Regions from separate parts of the Homo sapiens genome. Here regions 2 and 3 are each linked to region 1. Evidence: chromatin contacts called from ENCODE Hi-C or POLR2A ChIA-PET data. All regions are on one chromosome and are shown on one strand. Each heading gives the region's core, a stretch centred on a gene start or an enhancer-like site at or near the end of the contact. The rest is flanking DNA. Distances are from core to core; before and after follow the strand shown.

What was found. Hi-C counts contacts between places; a loop is a spot of excess contacts on that map. ChIA-PET counts read pairs that join two places held with the same protein, here RNA polymerase II (POLR2A). Pooled maps may share reads with other maps.
Region 2: a loop to region 1 is called in a map with no recorded cell type, with 5 times the contacts of the local background. The contact joins two enhancer-like sites. A Hi-C loop is called at or near these places in 1 of 168 maps with a recorded cell type or tissue (A673), 20 of 37 single-sample maps with no recorded cell type and 15 of 50 pooled maps. POLR2A ChIA-PET finds 5 or more read pairs at or near these places in 5 of 52 experiments (AG04450, MCF 10A, Panc1 and 2 more).
Region 3: a loop to region 1 is called in a pooled map, with 5 times the contacts of the local background. The contact joins two enhancer-like sites. A Hi-C loop is called at or near these places in 1 of 37 single-sample maps with no recorded cell type and 4 of 50 pooled maps. POLR2A ChIA-PET finds 5 or more read pairs at or near these places in 6 of 52 experiments (A673, AG04450, CD4-positive, alpha-beta T cell and 3 more).

What each region holds. Positions count from the first base shown.
Region 1 is chr2:33,320,125-33,324,557 of GRCh38, reverse strand. The region is part of intron 24 of LTBP1 (latent transforming growth factor beta binding protein 1); the gene reads right to left. Among named protein-coding and RNA genes, the nearest start is that of MIR4430, 96 kb to the left of the region's middle. Within about 2 kb of position 2,243, at least 5 of the 41 ENCODE cell types and tissues checked have a DNase peak (open chromatin) inside an H3K27ac peak, as active enhancers do.
Region 2 is chr2:33,273,245-33,277,596 of GRCh38, reverse strand. It overlaps LTBP1 (latent transforming growth factor beta binding protein 1), which reads right to left. Exons shown (of 34, transcript NM_206943.4): 16 at 3,816-3,941; 17 at 2,507-2,632; 18 at 1,674-1,796. Among named protein-coding and RNA genes, the nearest start is that of MIR4430, 140 kb to the left of the region's middle. Within about 2 kb of position 1,681, at least 11 of the 41 ENCODE cell types and tissues checked have a DNase peak (open chromatin) inside an H3K27ac peak, as active enhancers do.
Region 3 is chr2:33,364,976-33,369,163 of GRCh38, reverse strand. It overlaps LTBP1 (latent transforming growth factor beta binding protein 1), which reads right to left. Exons shown (of 34, transcript NM_206943.4): 31 at 3,661-3,831. Among named protein-coding and RNA genes, the nearest start is that of MIR4430, 51 kb to the left of the region's middle. Within about 2 kb of position 2,548, at least 6 of the 41 ENCODE cell types and tissues checked have a DNase peak (open chromatin) inside an H3K27ac peak, as active enhancers do.

The DNA.
Region 1 (4,433 bases), core at 994-3,493:
CCTCCTTTTAGATGCTCACATAATAAGGAAACCAATGACAATGCAATCATTCCTTTTCATTGGTGGAGGATGTGTTCCAAAATCCCCCGTGGGTGCCTGGAACCACAAATAGTACTGAACCATATATATATACTGTGTTTTTTTCCATATATATACATACATACATACATACATACATACCTATGATAAAGTTTAATTTATAAATTAGGCACAGTAAGAATTAATAGTAATAATATACTGTGATTATATTATAATTAAAATTATAACAATTATAACAATTGTTATAACAATTATAACAATATACTGTAACAAAAGTTATGTGATTGTAGTCTCTCTCAAAATACTATAATATTTGTAGGCTGTGGTTGACCATGGTAACTAAAACCACATGAAGTAAAACTGCAGATAAGGAAGGACTGCTGTAACTAAGGTACCAGTATAAGAAATGCTAAAATAGTAACAATAGCTCACATTCATTGAGTATGTTCTATGGGCTACTCCATTCTCGGCGGATACTTGCCAACACACATCAACTCCATGTAGGTGCTATTATTATTCTTACTATACAGAGAGGGAACTGAAGCACTCACCAAGTTCACACAGCTTAGAAGTGCTGGAACAAGAGTTCAAGCCCATGTAGCCAAACTCACCAGCATAACTTCTTAGCCACTACTACACCCAGTAGTTATGCAGGGTGTGCATTAGAGAATTAAGTCTTCAAAAAATAGGGAAGGCTTCACAGAAGTGTACATCACATTCAGTTTGGAGTAATCTTATTAAGAATGTTTCCTAGTACTCCAGGATGAGCTACAGACTGTCCCTTCCTCCCTTGATTCATTTGCCAAATGCGTATTGTGCCCCAACTAATTACAGATGGTCTCCAAATTAGGATAGTTCCACTTATGATTTTTTGTTTGTTTGTTTGTTTTGAGACGGAGTCTTGCTCTGTCACCCAGGCTGAAATGCAATGGTGTGATCTCAGCTCACTCGCCTCCCAGGCTCATGCGATTCTCCTTCCTCAGCCTCGCAAGTAGCTGGACTATAGGTGTGTGCCACCACATCTGGGTAATTTTTTGCATTTTTAGTAGAGATGGGGTTTCATCATGTTGGCCATGCTGGTCTCGAACTCCTGACTTCAGGTGATCTGCCTGTTTCGGCCTCCCAAAGTGCTGGGATTACAGGTGTGAGCTACCGCGCCTAGTCGATTTTTTTACTTTATGAAGGTACAGGAGCAATATGCATTCAGTAGAAACTGTACTTCGAGTTCCCATATAACCATTCTGTTCACTTTCAGTACAATAAATTACATGAGATATTCAACACTTTATTATAAAATCGGGTTTTTTTTGTACTAGATGGTTTTGCCTAACTATAGGCTAGTGTAAGTGTTCTGAGCACGTTTAGAATGTGCTAGAAGCAGGCTAGGCTAAGCTATAATGTTCGGTAGGTTAGGTGTATTTGATGCATTTTTGACTTTCCATTTATGAGGACATAACCCTATCATAAATTGAGTAGCATCTGTATTCCCAATGGCATACAGAGCTGTAAAAAATACAGAAAACAATCCCGATCTCACTGGCCTTAAAGTCTAGCAATGGAGTGTGACAAAGAACAATAAACAAGGTAAAGAAGTAGAATAAGGTGGTAAAGAAATAAAAAAAGCAAAAGGAAAAAAGAACAGGAAGTGAATTAATTCATTCATTACACGGTGAGTGAATCTGAGAAAGAACGGTCAGAAACCGGTTCACTAAGGAAACAGCATTTAAATACGGACCTACAGGAGGCAAGAGGTAACAATCTTGTACTATACTTCTCATTCGTATAATAAATGCCCTCATTCTAAGCTGTTTGTTGCAGCCAAAATTAAACCAATTAATACTTAACCTACTTACAGATTTATTGTGAAGATTAAATGAGAAGACAGGTGCAATGCACTTAGCATAGTGCCTGGCTTGTAATAAGAACTCAGTGAATGCTATTATACATTATTCTTGCTACTGTTTTAATAAAATCATGCAATCAGATATATAATGTATCTCCAGTCCACTCATAGTGGGAGACCAAGATAGTTGCTTAATATTCTATCACATGTCTAAAAAGTAACTGTTTCTGGAATATGTGTATGAAGCATTACAGTTTAGGTCTCAAGTACAAAAACACTGCTTACAATAACCTTCCATGATCTAAAAAGGACTCGGGTTGTTGACATCAAAGGAGTCAGATGTAGGACGCCCAGCACCAGAGCATGAGTGGATGTCAGCATACGGTATGCAAGGTCAGCTAGCCTAGTCACAGACTTCACTTTCTGGCAGTCTTCTGCCTATTTTTTGGCTGCAAGGCAAGTGTTTACTTCTCCTTCTATGAACAGATGATTTCCATAGCTCTGGGGTTTGAAAAGGTCAGCAGTGATAAAAAAAAAAAAAGGCTTAGGAAGAGATCTCAAATTTTTTGCTACTATTATGAATTTCTTTATACAAATGTTGATATATGGAAGACAATCAAGCAATGCATGGAAAATCTGCATTTCAAGTCCAAAAGCAACTCATTCCAGAAAAATTTCCTCAGCTTTCTCCCTAATGATTTAAACATTCATTTTCACTCACTTCTGCAGAAGTACATTCACAGGAAGAGTGAGTGTGAACAGTAGCTTTTATAGCTGGAAGCCACTTTCTTTCTTTACCTAGAATGTTGTATGATCCTTTTTCTTTTTACACATGGAAGAGAGTGGATTCTGTTGTTAAAATTCTCTCTACTAAGAAATACTAAAATCATCATCTCTTAGTACAGTTTTCAGTTTCAGACCCGAAAACTCTTAAAAACCTGAAAATCTTGGGCTAAGCACACCACATGTAACACATTACTGCATCAGAGTTCTTCAGCATCCCACTTGGCTGAGTCATTTTCAAAAGCATTTTCTATTTGGTGACAGATATAAAGTTCTATATCCATGCCACAAAACCACCAACTGCCTTGGGGCACTGTCCACGGCTTTATGCTTTCATTCTCCCCCGTTCATAGAAAATGTACCTAGAAGTGTGAAAACAAACCCCACGTCTGCTCCCAATTTGTTACTTTTTTGATTTGGCAATGTTGTCTTTCTTGTGTTTTCTGGTTCCCAATGAATACAAAATTAGCCTGAGAGTTTGAATCCACCTTCTCTCGGTTGTGATATCACTACTTTCAGTACACGTCAACGCATTGGCAATTTTTACCGGTTTCCATTTCAGATGAATGTGTAAGCAAGGAGTGATTTATAGTAAATACCTAAGAAGGTTATGGGGTTAGAGTCTCTATAGATGTTTAGCAATAGGACTTGATTCCTGAATACTTTGGGTATACTGTGGGAGTCAGAGTTCAGGCTAGATGTGACAAGAAGCCCTCTTCCAGTCTTGCAGTGCTCAATTTTTCAATCAAATAGTAGAATCATTTTTGAAAACTAGGAGGAGAAGCTGCTGATCCCATACTCAGTCCAGGGTATTATTTTGAAAAGTGAGAAATAATATCACCATCATCATCCAAGAGAAGAAAATACAGGAGTGGAATATAGAATTATTAATAAAATGAAAGGTTTTCATTTTTCCTTTCCAATAAAAAAAAGGTAATGCCAAAAATATGTCTGAGTTTTCAAAAAGACTTTAAGAGCAGTTTTAGGTTCCCAATAAGATTACACAGAGAGTTTTCATTTATATCCTGTCTTCCTCACACCAGCCCCCAGCATCTACCACTGCCAGTCTCCTGCACCAGACTGGTACATACAGTTGTTATGACTGATGAACTCTTACATCATTATCATCCAAAGTCCATAGTTTACATCAAGTGTTTACAACTCTTGGCGTTGTACTTTATCTGATTTTCTATTCTTGTCTGGACAATAGAATTCATGTTGACAGCTGCAAGAAAGTCCTCGGCTGCCATCTCATGCTCCCTTACCTATTTATTGATGGGCTTTTATCACTTCGCCAGTAGAAGACCAGTTTGAACATGACAGGCACTTCATATGGCTTCATTTCTTCACTCAGAAAATTTCAGTATTTCTTTCACTTACAGAAGCAGAAAAGCCGATTCTGACCACCCCAGTTAGCATCAAAGCAGCTTTCCACTTCTTTCTCTACCCTTCAGGTCCCCCATATTGTGCTCTACCTTTTCTTTTTTTTTTTTTTTCACAGAGTTTATCACGCTTTTTTTTCTTTTTGAGGCAGTCTTGCTCTGTCACCAGGGTGGAGTGCAGTGGTGTGACCTTGGCTCACTGCAACTTCCAGTTCCCATGTTCAAGCAATTCACGTGCATCAGCTTCCTGAGTAGCTGGAATTACAGGTGTGCACGGCCACAACCAGCTAATTTTTGTATTTTTAGTAGAGACAGGGTTTCACCATGTTGGCCAAGCTGGCCTCGAACTCCTGACCTCAAGTGATCCACCCGCCTCAGCCTCCCAA
Region 2 (4,352 bases), core at 432-2,931, 46 kb after region 1:
TTTAAAGAAACTATAACTTCTTGAAAACTAACAAAGTGACAGGCATCATACAAGTTATGGCAACATGAAGTTATTTTCATGAAAACCTGGAAAGTTAACTTCATGGTTCCTATTTTACAGATGATGTACTACGTTTCAAAGGGGCAAAGTCAGTGGCTACAGGTCAGGCAGTTACTGTGGGCGTGGTGAGCTGCTCCCACGCTGCATCTCTTCAGCAGAGGAGAGTTCCCTGGAAGAGCAGCGTGGAGACACTTTACACCTGTGCTTGTTCTGTAGCCTCGTGGCCCTCGGGGAGGGTACAAAACTCCATGCTGATCAGAGATCCAGCAACATAAAACACTCCCACTTCTCTCTAGATTAGAACCCAAGGGGCAGAGGCAAGACACCAGCAGGAGGGGCAAGTGTAGGCTGCCAAAAAATGTCTAATTAGCTCTCCCTCCAGGCCTGGGTCATTAGAGCAGTGAAGAAAACCAACAGGCAGAAGCCAGGGGACAGCTGAGGGCTGGCTGTGCCAACCTAGTCCATCCTGCCCCACCTAACAGAGCCCAGATCTATTAGGCTCTGCTGACAGCCAGGCAGGGAACCCCAAGGAACCAGCACCATGCTCCCGTGCCCTCACAGATCCCGTGTTCCTTCACCCTCATATTTCCATGACAGGTTTTTAGCAGAAGGTCAGTGTATTTCTTCATGAAAATAATTGCAAAAAAAGTGCCATAGTGTTTTGTTTTGTTTTGCTTTGTTTTTTGGAGACAAGGTTTTTCTCTGTCACCTGGGCTGGAATGCAGTGGCATGATCTCAGCTCACTGCAACCTCTGCCTCCCAGGTTCAAGTGATTCTTGTTTCTCAGCCTCCCAGGTAGCTGGGATTACAGGCGTGTGCCACCACATCCAGCTAATTTTTGTATTTTTAGGAGAGAGGGAGTTTCAGCATGTTGGCCAGGCTGGTCTCAAACTCCTGGCCTCAAGTGATCCACCCGCTTCAACCTCCCAAAGCACTGGGATTGCAGGCGTGAGCCACCGTGCCTGGCCTCACTACATTGGTTTCAAAAAGAACCAGAGCAACTTGGACACAAACGTGAAAAGAAATATGAAAAGGATAATAATTGTGACCATGCTATAAATACTTTTTATAACATTTTTATAATGAGAGAAAGCTCATTGCTGTGGTCAATAATGAGGAAATTTTATTAAGCACAGTTGGAATCTGACCAAAGTTTGTCAGACCATGCTTCTTGGGGAGTCTGTGAGAAAGTACCAGAACACATGTAAAAGAAAGCATTGGAGACAAAGGAATGTAAGTAGGTGAAAAGGTCAAAAACAAAAAATCAACACTGGTTACACCTGCAGCATGTTCCCAGATGAATGGTCCGGACTCTGTAATTAAGTCTGTGTTTCTACTAAATATGATGCAATTAATCATTCTATGGTGATTTCATTCCAAATACCAGAGAGGCAGATATTGAGGTGAAAAATAATGAGAGCATGAAGATGGAAAATAATCCCAAAAGAGCCAGTGAAAGGAAGAGGCAAAGAGCCTGTGAATCTAGGAAGCAGAAAGAGCTTGGATAAACTGGTGTCACGCACTGAGTGTGGGAAGGAAACAAGAACCAGGCAAGGTGCCTACCAACCCTGCACATCACCGTCATGTGTGCTGAACACTCTCAGCTGACTCACCCTCACAACGGCCTCTCTGAGTCATGCGGTACCCGCTGTCACAGTATTCACACCGGAAGGCCCCCACAGTATTGACACAGTGCCCCTCCCCACAGACGTCCGGCCTCAGGCATTCGTCAACATCTACGAAGAGCAGATAGCATTGTTGAGTTTTGTGTTCCAAATACTGTTTCAAACCTCTCCCATCTCCCAGCTTAGCTCAAATATAATAACGAAGTAACTGATTTCTTTTTTTTTTTGAGATGGAGTTTCGCTCTTGTTGCCCAGGCTGGAGTGCAATGGTGTGATCTCGGCTCACTGCAACCTCCACCTCCTGGGTTTAAGCAATTCTCCTGCCTCAGCCTCCCAAGTAGCTGGGATTACAGGCATGCACCACCATGCCTGGCTAATTCTGTATTTTTAGTAGAGACAGGGTTTCTCCAAGTTGGTCAGGCTGGTCTCAAACTCCCGACCTCAGGTGATCCGCCAGGCTCGGCCTCCCAAAGTGCTGGGATTACAGGTGTGGGCCATGGCGCCTGGCCAGTAACTGATTTCTACTTTCCCTTTGATTTGTTTGACACACATCAAAATCATCCAGTTTTGATTCATGCAGGGTGGTCCAAAAGTAACATTTAATGTATCTTGTCTATGCACATATATGACACTCTTTCTTCAAAAATGTTAGGGGAAAAAAATCCATTTTTATATCACCTGGGATCTAGCAGACTGCTGTCATGATAATTGTTTAATAAAAAATTCTGGGTTGTCTGGATAAGCACTGAACTGATGATAGTCTTAGGGGATCTAAAAACTCAGATCTAAGAATTTGTAAGCAGGAAGAATGCTGCCATTACCTATGCAGTTAGTACCCTCCTCACTGGCCATAAATCCTGCTGGGCAAATGCACAAGAAACTTCCCTCGGTGTTTTCACAGCGGCCCTGGGAGCAGAGGTGTTGGACCTGAGTACACTCATCAATATCTGTTAACAAAAATACATATAAAAATATTAGTTCTGTGTAGCAAGAACTTAGTTTCCCTGTTCTGTAAAATACCATCATACTATTCCCTGGGTACCACCCAACCTTTATAACTGAGGACAACAGCAAAAGGAGACACGATCTTTCTCCTCGCGTACTTGAAGGATTGTTCCTGGAAGAGAGAAGCAGCCTACTGTGTATCACTTCAAAGGCTAAAACTACAAAACCATGACACTGGTGTTTCAAAGAGGCAGATTTCAGGTCAACACAGAAGGATTCTCCTGATAACGAGAGACATCCAAGCAATGGAATTTGCTGTCAGTAGGGAGTCAGAAATGCCATGAAAGAGACTCTTCCTCCGTGCATGTGGATGGAGTTGGATTAGGTCATCTCTGTTGCCTTTCTAACTTAATATTCTAGGTTCTGAAAGTGACACATATAATGTATACAAATGACAAGGAAATAGCCAAATTATGGACCAGGTGGCTGTCTCCTTTCTCCCCCATACACACACACCAAACAGCAAAATTCACATATACTAAAGAAGTATTAATTAGATATGTTCCTTTGTTGCTTCCTATTGGCCTCATAATTTAGTGCTGAATTTTCTTTTTCTTAAAAAAAAAAAGAGAAATTAAATTTAGAGTCACATTAAAATGATTTATTTAACTCTACTGCATATCTTTCTGAGATACTTTTTTTTTTTCCAAAAGGAGCATATATGAGATCCCTAAATTTCTAAATTGACTGACACCTTCAGGCCAGCATATATGGATTTTCAATTTTAAAATCCCTTTAAAAAAATCAAGTCTTATGTACATAAATGAATGTAATTCTTTACTGCAGTATACACTAATGTTAATTTGTTTTTGCTAAATACATGTTTTTAGGTAGCTGTTTCTGTAATTCATATTTTGTTTACTTTACCCAAAAAGCTTTTGGAAATTATTTCACCTTTATGTAAATATATTACATTTGCGAGGTAAACAAATGTTGAACAAAGAGGTAAGAGAATTCCAGTTGTTTAGCAAACCTTTTTTTGAGCTCCCTTAGCTAAGGGATAAACTTTCAAAAAATTAAACCAGTAACACTTTCCCAAAATGGTTAAGTTGGTTTAAGAAAAAAATGTTCTTAATGTTCAAATGTTTGATATTTAATAATTTAGTCAATCAAATTGTCTCTTACCCACACATTTCCTCTGTTGTTCACTGAACCTGTAGCCCTCGTAGCATATACAGGTATATCTCACTGGTAGGTTAATGCAGTGTCCTGCTCCACAGATATCAGGGTTCACAGTACATTCATTGATTTCTTTAAAAGTAAATAAAATAATGTGAAAAAACCCACAGAAATGAACAGATTTCACTGCTACTCTCAAAGTATTACTTTGAGTTTCCTGACCAACTAGCAAATTATTGCCAGCTCTACATTTAGAAGACAAAGGTGACCTCTGACATCAAGTATAAATTCATGTGATTACTTTATAATGGATTAGTTAGTCCTATCCAAGGACATCAATAGTTCCTAGTAAAGCCATTTTTAAGATGAACTGAAGTGAGAAGAAACTCAGAAAAAGGCCATGTTGTAAGTTGTAAGAAAATCAATTATTAATAAAACAGCTTCCAAAATGGCCTATTAATGAGTTTCTATTCATTGTAGTTCATCTTAGATGATAGAGTCTGAATCACCAATAGGTAAGAGATTTCTTATCTATTGATAAGA
Region 3 (4,188 bases), core at 1,299-3,798, 44 kb before region 1:
TCTGTATTTTTCCAAAAATATTATATAATATGTACTTCATATGTATTTGTTCTAATCTACTTTTTAAAATGTTTTTTGAAAACTTTAGTTGAAAACAATTTATGCAATATTCTGAAATCCATATTTTTAGAATAAATATTTAAAATAAAATTCATTTTTAGAATATTGCTACATTATTCAAAAATTCATTTCTCATAACAAAATACTTGAAGGTTTTTAAACCTAGTCAATTAAATTGAGTGTAAATTTTTACAGTATTTTGGGGGTATAATTTTATTTATCTATTTGAGACAGGGTCTGGCTCTGCTGCCCAGGATGGAGTGCAGTGGTGCGATCTTGGCCCACTGCAACCTCTGCCTCCCGGGCTGAAGCCATCCTCCCACCTCAACCTCCCAAGTAGCTAGGACTACAGGTGTGTACCACCACGCTCAGCTAATTTTTGTATGTTTTGTAGAGATGGGGTTTCACCACGTTGCCCAGGCTGGTCTCAAACTCCCGAGCTCAGGCAATCCACCCACCTCGGCCTCCCAACATGCTGGGACTACAGGCGTAAGCCATGGTGCCAGCCAGAATAATATCATAAATTTAAAGTGTACACACTTAGCCTGGTATTTTTATTTGTCAAAATTTTCTTACTAAGCCATTCCTGCAGACGCATACATGGAGGTTCATTGCAGCATTGTTTATGGGTACCTACCCAAAGGGAATGAAGTCATTATATCCAAAAGATACCTGCATTTGTGTGTTTACTGTAGCACTACTCACAACAGCAAAGAGATAGAATCAACCTAAGTATCCACCAATGGAGGAATGGATAAAGACATTCCCTTTGGGTAGGTACCCAGTTAGTGGGATCGCCGGGTAGTTCTATTTTTAGTTCTTTGAGAAATCTCCATACTGTTTTCCATAAAGGCTGTACTAATTTAAATTCAAATGATGTAACTTCTTTTTTTTTTTGAGACAGAGTCTCGCTCTGTCGCCCAGGCTGGAGTGCAGTGGCGCGATCTCGGCTCACTGCAACCTCCACCTCCCAGGTTCAAGCTATTCTCCTGCCTCAGCCTCCTGAGTAGCTGAGATTACAGGCATGCGCCACCAGGCCCGGCTATTTTTTAGTAGAGACAGGGTTTCACTGTGTTAGCCAGTATGGTCTTGATCTTTCCTGACCTCATGATCCGCCCGCCTCGGCCTCCCAAAGTGCTGTGATTACAGGCATGAGCCACCGCGCACGGCCAAAAGATGGTAATTTTTAAACAGCTGCATGGAATCTGTTTTATAGATGTACATGATTTATTTAGCCATCTCTTGTGCTGGGCATTTGTTTTTCTTCCTCCCCTAACCTTTCCCTGCCCCATCTTGCCCCAGTCCTGATTTTCCTTTTATAAACAATGCTGCAATGAACCTCCACATATGCACCTGTAGGAATGCCTCAGTAAGAAAATTTCTTTATCCATGTAATACCACTAAGCCGTAACCAAGAATAAAATCGTGTGTTTTACAGCAACATGGGCGGAACTGGAGGTCACTATCCTAATTGAAATTACTCAGAAGCAGAAAGTCAAATACTGAACGTTCTCACTTATAAATGGTAGCTAAACAATGGGTACACATGGACATATGGAATGGAGTAATACACACTGGAGACTCCAAAATGTGGGAGTCTGGAAGTGGGGTAAGGGTTGAAAAATTACCTATTGGGCACAGTGTTCGCTATTGTTAAGGGTACACAAAAAACACAGACTTTATTTACCACTATGGAATACTTGCAGGTAAGAAATCTACACTTGCACCCCTAAATATATCAATATAAAAAAATTTTAAGTTCTAACTTTCATCTATTTTAAGAGATCCTAGATTGTAAAATGTATCTTGATATAACAGATGTTAAAAATTGGGAAAAATAACCCGTGGACATTGTTATATGTCATAATTATCAGATGACCCCAATCTCAGGGATGCTGAAGTGCAAAATAACAAGCAAAGTGTAGCTTAGATTGATGACATAGACTTCAGTTATAAATACTCTGTTGGATATAAATATATTAATATACAGCAATAACTAATATCAATATATAATGATAATTAATATATAAGAAAATGCTAGGATGATAAAAACCCAACTGTCAAAAGTGAGTGTCTTTAAGGAGCAGAGTTCAACTGTGATGGGGTAGGTGGAGGGGAATATAACCTCTTTGATTATTTTAATACTTTAGGAGGAATACATGTGATTTTTGGAAAAAAATTAGACAATATAAAACCACTGCATAAATAAAAAAGATTTGAGGTAGTATAGCATTGTGAGAAAATGACTCAAAAGCCTCACTGAACTCACATTAACTTAGTGATTTCACTTTTATCTCCCCGTGGCATCTGCTTCCAGGGCCCGAAACAACCAGTAAAGCTAGTAATTACCCCCTGCTCTACCTACATCCTCCCAGCCCTTGCAACAACCCAACAGGACAGATGTAGACGCCTCCGTTTTACAAATGAGCTGTACAGGGTGAAGTTATTTTCCCCTTGTCATGCAGCTGCTATGGCAGTGCTGGATTCCAGACTCAGTGCCAACTGGCCCCAGACCTGCCCTCTTTCCAATTCTGGGCTGCTATCATTGCCATCTAGTGCTTTGTGTATTTGCTCTTTATCCTTGGCTATTCATTTTCTTCTTACGGGAATTCCCAATTATTTTCTCTTTCATGCTACGTTGGTTTTAAGTTATTTCTAAGCTGCAAAGCTAATTTTCTAAAGAGCTTGAAAGAAATATTCTAATTGAATTAACTAAAAATTAATGCATTTCCTCTTTTCAAGCAATTTTTCCCCTCTCGACCATTCTGAGAATATATTCATAATAAACTCCTTTGCTTTCTACTTGCACATGATCTTTCTAGCTTTAACAAGTCAACTTTACAAAAGGATATACTGGACACTTTCGAGTGCTTTCCTTTAATGAGAAGGTGCTATGATGGTAAAAAAGGGAAATTAGCAATCAGTGCACAACTCAACGGTCACCAAACAGCCTAGCCAGGAAGCACAAAGCCAGCACCTTCCAGGCCTCCTCCAAACTGGGAGAGGGGATGAAACTGGGAGCTTAGCCTGTCTCATCTTTTCCATTTGACCAAAGGTTTAAACCCAGATAGATCTAGAACTTGAAAGGAAAGGAGATTTGTTGAAATACTTCTTCAATTACTTTCTGTACTTTTCCCTTTTTGTTGTAACCCGTTTCTTATATCTCCACATACAGAGATTGACATGAAAATTTGGACTTTGACCTAGAATGATTTTCTACCGTCTCTAATACACATTTTGGTCTAAGTAGAAACTGTTAGGAATGAGAAGAATTGTAGTAAAAAATGAACTGCCAGGAAATATAAATTCTAAGCCTATGCCACTGATTGCTAAGTTATGTTTTTTTGGGTCATTTATCATTCATTGGGGTAATGGAATGAGAGTTTCAAAAATTAACGACAGGGTCGGGAGTAGAGGTAAACCAGGAGCCAAATGTTTATGCAGTTCTGCCCTACACACACACACACACACACACACGGGATGAAAGTAAGATATCAGGAGTGAAGGCAAAGATACAGAAGAGAAATGTCAGGCTACAAAGGAGGTGAGATGAACTTGTCCCCAAAGGCCTCCTGCAGAAGGAATTGGATATGGGCTCACCTGAATCCTTCAGGGGGCAGAGGGCACACTGCATGCCCCAGGCCTCTCCATACAGACAGCAGCACTCAGTGTACGTTGTCTGCTTGCCCACAAGAGGCCGGCTACACACGTATTCATCACTCAGATGTTCCCAGCACAAATCTTGGTAGACATCAGTTTCTTCTATTTGTTCTGAAAGGGAAGACATAGTTCCATGAAAATCGCACAGTTATTCCTATTTATAAACACTGTGTTGGAAGCCAGCAAGTCTCAAAGTTTCCATCTCTATTTCTAAGAGTGACTTCCAAGTAAAAGTCTGAATCCAGTCTGGTCTTTCAATGGATCAATTCTCTGTCATCTCCAACTGGGTGTCATTCCATCAGTTGAAATTCCAGCTGCCCATCCGGTCCCGACACAATAGTTCTCTATAGCTTCCTACTTTTATATAAAATGCCCACTATCTTGCTTGTCCTTCATAAGCCATCAGGCTTCTCACTCTCCTAATCTTCACTTTTTCATTTACTCCTGTCAAACCCTACCATTTCTTTC